Regions from separate parts of the Mus musculus genome. Here region 1 is linked to region 2. A link is a loop called in an ENCODE intact Hi-C map of the cell type or tissue named here. Cell type or tissue: heart. All regions are shown on one strand.

Region 1 (2,500 bases), 160 kb before region 2:
GGACAACTCAATGGCCCAGAGCACTAAGTTCTGAGGCCCAGCCAGCGTGCCCTAGACAAAAGGTGCCTAAGGTCACTTCAGGAGGTGACAGGTAAAGGTCCCCGAGGGGGAGGGGAGACTCTACTGTCTGGGAAAGGGGTTCAGCTCCGTGCGGCTCGCAGTGCCTTCCTGAGCCCGACGGGGTCTCCACCGCCGATCCGCCTGCACCTGCAACCTCTCCAGGGCCGCCCTGGCCTCCTCTCCCCTGGACTACGGGCTCCGTGTGCGAGAAGCCGCGTTACAAGTGGACGCTCCGAAATGCGACTCTGCTTCTGTGCCGGGTTATCAAGGCTGCCACCGGCTTCCCACCCTACCCAGTAAAGTTCACTGCTGGTCGCATGCAACCGGAGGACTGCTGGAAGGACCAGTGAGCGCTGGGAGAGGAGGGTGCGAAGCCAGAGGCTGAGGGCGAAGCTCAAGGGCCCAGAGGGCAGAGCCCGGATGTGGAGAAATAGGCTGAGGGCGGGGCTTGGTGCGCGAGAGGCGGAGCCCAGAGGGGAGCAACAGTTATGAGGGCGGAACTTAGAAACGATGAAGGCTGTAGTAATTGGGCTGAGGGCGGGGCTTAGGAGCACAGAAAGTGGAGTCCAGGTGTAGAGCAATTAGATTGAGGGAGGGGCTTGGAGCATGAGAGGCGGAGTCCGAGTGTGGAGCAACAGGACGAGGGCAGAATTTAAGAGCGCAGAAGGCGGAGCCCCTGCGTGGGCCAGCAGTCTGAGACCGGTGCTTGTTGCTCGGGAGTGGTGCAACACCTGAGGGATAAACTTAACAAAGTTTGAGAGGAAGAGCCCGGGGTTCAGTGGTCAGCTTGGGGTGGGGTTTACAACTGCCAGACTCTGTCTGTGGCCAGTGCCCAAGCTAGTCGCTCTAGGCCATGGCAGGGAAGGGAGGAGCTGTGGGTGCTGTTTCCCAACTCCTCCAGGCAGGCGCTGAGCAAAGGGATCTATACCTACCCAGCGCACCACATTCCCACCCACCCAGCCGAGCTCCGGGAACTCGCGGAGGCTCAGGGGGTCAGAGTTGAAGTCCCTCAGTGGGATTTGGAAGGTGCGGATCCTAGTGTGGGAGGCGGATGGAGAGTTGGCTCCGAGGTTAAGAGCACCTGTTCTTGCAGAGGACCTGGGTTTCATTCTCAGCACCCACTTGGAGACTCACCTAGGGTGGAAGGGAATAGAGGTATCATGGGATGTTGCAGAGAGGTAGTGGGAAAACAGAGAGATATGGAGACCCTAACGTTTGTGGTGAGGCTAGGATGGTTCTGATGGGATATGTTGAAAATGATCTGTATGGGTCCAAGAAACAAATAACTTCACGTCGATGAGTTGTAAAATCCCTGAAAGTTTCAAACATTGGTGTTAAACTCCTCTAGTATATGTTAAAAGTGAGCTTTTGAATTCAGTCAGGAACTCCCAGTAGGGGGCGCTCTGTGCCCTAGTTAGGTGAAAGTGAGACTCAAAGATTTGTTGGGCCACAGTTTCTACTTTGAAAATTATCAGCTAGAAGCAGCTGATCATAATCATGTTCTGCTTTGAAGCATCTGCTTTACCCTCCACTAGAATTGATATTTTGTTTTTATCTTTTCGTTTTCTTGACTGGAAGGTTTTTTTGTTGTTACTGGTATTGTAAGTTGGCAGAGTGCTGGCTCCCCATCAGTGAGGTCCTGGATTCAGTACCAGCTTTGAAGAAAAACAGATGTACTTGAAAACTTGTTTTTGAACCTCGATATTGTTCATCTGGGTATATTTAAATATATGCTATATATTATACTTGGTATGGAAGAATACTTCAAAGAAAGAATAAGTCAGTTCTATCTTTTTGAACTTGCAAAGAAACCTAATAACCTATTTCACTTTTGCCTTATTCTAACTTCTTCTTAAACATACATGTCCTAGTTTCCTTTCTGTTGTTGTGATAAAACACTTTGACCAACATCAGCCTAGTGAAGAAAAGGTGTGTGTTTGGCTTACATGTTTAGGTCACATCCATGTTTGAATAAAGTCAGGGCAGGAAGAAGGAACCTGGAGGGAAGACCCGTGGAGGAAAGATGTTCCAGCCTGTTATTCGACGCGTTCTCACGACCGGCCAGGAAGAACACAACAACCAGAATCTTCTACGGCAAAGCTTTATTGCTTACATCTTATGGGGCCAGAGTGTAAGAAGCAAGAGAGAGAGAAAACGAAACCCCTTTCCTCTTTAAAGAGAACAACAATTGCCTCGGACGCATCACTCCCTGATTGGCTGCAGCCCATGGCCGAGCTGACGTTCACGGGAAAAACAGAGTACAAGTAGTCGTAAATACCCTTGGCTCATGCGCAGATTATTTGTTTACCAACTTAGAACACAGGATGTCAGCGCCATCTTGTGACGGCGAATGTGGGGGCGGCTTCCCACAGTTCCCCCTTTTCTATTAATAAGAGCAAATAGGCCACCCATATTAATGAGAGTGGAGATAGAGGTCAAA
Region 2 (2,500 bases):
ATATTTCATATGATCAAAATTCCTATGCCAGAAGCCTGATCAATGCCAACACTTTTTGTTCTTTACAGCTTATTGTAGTAACGTTTATCACTTGATTGGCCTTGTTTTAAAACAAAGTTTCTACTCTTTATTTCCTGGAAAAAGTGCACAATTCACTATAGAGCCTGTTTCTTCATGTCTAAACTTCATATCTAACAACGGCCAGGTAGGTATACTACTTGATGTAAGTTTATAACATTCCAGCATATCTAGCACTGGTGAGAGCAGAAAGGGAAGATTCTGAATGACACAGGCATTGAAAGAGCTGACGTCTCTGTGTGCAGCAGCCCACCTTGGCCTGGTCCAAGCCAGCGGTGAGCTTCGCAGCACTTTCATCATCACAGTTTTCTAATTCTGTTTAATTAGCAAGCTGAAAAGCAAAACAGATCTCCAGAGCATCCATTTCCACATCTTCTGTCCACATCTTCCTGGAGGAAACGTTTATGGACTCAACAGAAATGACCCAGGCATGATAAAGAGATGTGTAAATGACAGAGTACTGCCACCAGCAGTCTGTCACCATTTCCTTCTGAACACGTGATCTCACGTGAGCAAGAGGAAGGAGGCAGGGAAGGACCATCTTTACTGATATTATAGATGTCTAACTCCTGATCCCACTGCCCACTCGTTACTCTTACATAGAAGCAAAGCCTCATATACTCACATGCAACTCTCCAGCTCTGACCCTCAGCTACTCACTCCCTGGTTTTGCTATGCTGTCCAACCACCTCTGCTGCCCAGTCCCTCCCAACACATGAGTGAGCACATGATGGCCATTTGGATGCCTGGTGTCCCCAGGCTCTTGATTACAACAGTGACTAGAGGACTATGTTTTGCACTAATAGAACATTAAAATTTTTTTTTCTTGTTGAAGATGCTGCTTTTCTTTAAGGGCTAATAATAGAACTGTGCCTTATTTTCAAAAACATTTTTTTAATGGAATGTTTATGTTATAGCCACAGTACCATTTACAACAACACACAGACCAGAAATTTTAAGCTCAGAAAATTACCACCTTTGTTTTAGAATATACTTAAAACATTCTGACCTCAAAGTTTACTTTTCCCTCTTCCATAAACTGTTGCTGTAGACACCAATAGCAACAACAATAATAGGAAAGAAGAAATTTTGTACTTACCCAAATTTTCAGATTTCTTCTATATAAAAAATCTTTTAAAAGGAAAAAAAGAAAGAAAAAAAAACTGTCCATTTTAGTAAAGAAAATGTCTGGTATCTGTATTCTCTTCCTCCTAAGATGTCTGTGACAAACAACTTCATTTAGTCTTGGTGGTCTTAACCAGTCTGCTTGTCTACTTTAACACCAGCTTAAACTGGCTGAGAGACACCAGGGTGTGGCTAATGCTGGCAAGAGTGTAAGGAAGTGAAAACCACCTCTGCTTCAGTTTCCAGTTTCGATTCTGATATAAAAAGAGACTTCCTGAAATGCTTTTTTTCTCTTTTTCTGCTCTTTAGTGCCAACAATGCCACCTGCTGGTTTGTTTGGGTAAAACCCAAAGACCTAAAGTCTGAGGGTTTTTTTACCCATTAATTAATTTATTTACTCACTATACATCCCAATCAATCAAATCCCTCATCCCATTCCCCCCAGTCCCCACAGTTCCTCCACAATTCCACCTCCCCTTCTCTTCTGAAAGGGTGGAATATCTCCCCAACCCCCTCAACATCAAGTTTCTGCAGGGCTAGGTGCATCCTCTCTCACTGAAGCCAGACAAAGCAGCAAGGTTAGGGCAACAGGATCCACAGGCAGGCAAGATTAAAGGACATCTCCCCACCCTACCCCTGCCAGTTGTTCAGTACCCACATGAAGACCAAGCTGCACAGTTGAGGTATACATAAGTGACCCTAAAAACTATACAAAAAGAACTCCTACAGCTGATAAACACCTTCAGCAAAGTGACTGCTGGATGCAAAATTAAGTAAAAAAAAAAAAATCAGTAGTTCACCTTTATACAAATGATAAATGGGCTGAGAAAGAAATCAGGGAAACAACACCCTTCACAATAGACCCAAGTAATATAAAATATCGTGGTGTAATTCTAGCCAAACAAATGAAAGACCCACCTGAGAAGAACTTCAAGTCTTTGAAGAAGGAAACTGAAGAACATATCAGAAGATGGAGAGCTTTCCCATGCTCATAGATTGGGCTTGCATAGTAAAAATGGCAATCTTATCAACAGTAATTTACAGATTCAAGGCAAATTATGAGTCTGTTTAACTGATCTCCCTGGGAGTACCAGTTATTTATTTATTTACTATATTTACTATTAGTTTATCATATGTTCTGTTGCTGTAACTGAAGACCACAGACTAGGTGATTCATATATTTTTAAATGTGTTTCTTATGGGTTTTGGGATCTAGGAAGTCCCAGGAGAAGGACCTGCACCTCAGGAGCACCTTCCAGCTGCCCGAGATCTCTGCAGAGGGCACAGATAGAGCAAC

Evidence for each region. A loop is a pair of places that touch in the nucleus more often than their neighbours do. Peaks named below come from ENCODE experiments on the same cell type or tissue, not always from the same donor. Only the 100,000 strongest peaks of a DNase experiment are listed, where the experiment ranks them.
Region 1: a loop joins it to region 2, with 3 times the contacts of the local background. A loop is called at or near these places in 2 of 42 quality-filtered maps.

The regions. Positions count from the first base shown.
Region 1 is chr6:3,182,553-3,185,052 of GRCm38, forward strand. LOC115490388 (a long non-coding RNA gene) reads left to right here and starts at 564. Exons shown (of 3, transcript XR_003956382.1): 1 at 564-1,086. In heart, a CTCF peak has its summit at 1,453 (motif pointing right); DNase peaks (open chromatin) are centred at 609 and 1,459; H3K4me3 peaks cover 994 bases.
Region 2 is chr6:3,344,676-3,347,175 of GRCm38, forward strand. Gm20559 (a long non-coding RNA gene) reads right to left here and starts at 1,466. Exons shown (of 4, transcript XR_003956390.1): 1 at 1,178-1,466. In heart, a CTCF peak has its summit at 1,530 (motif pointing left); a DNase peak (open chromatin) is centred at 1,406.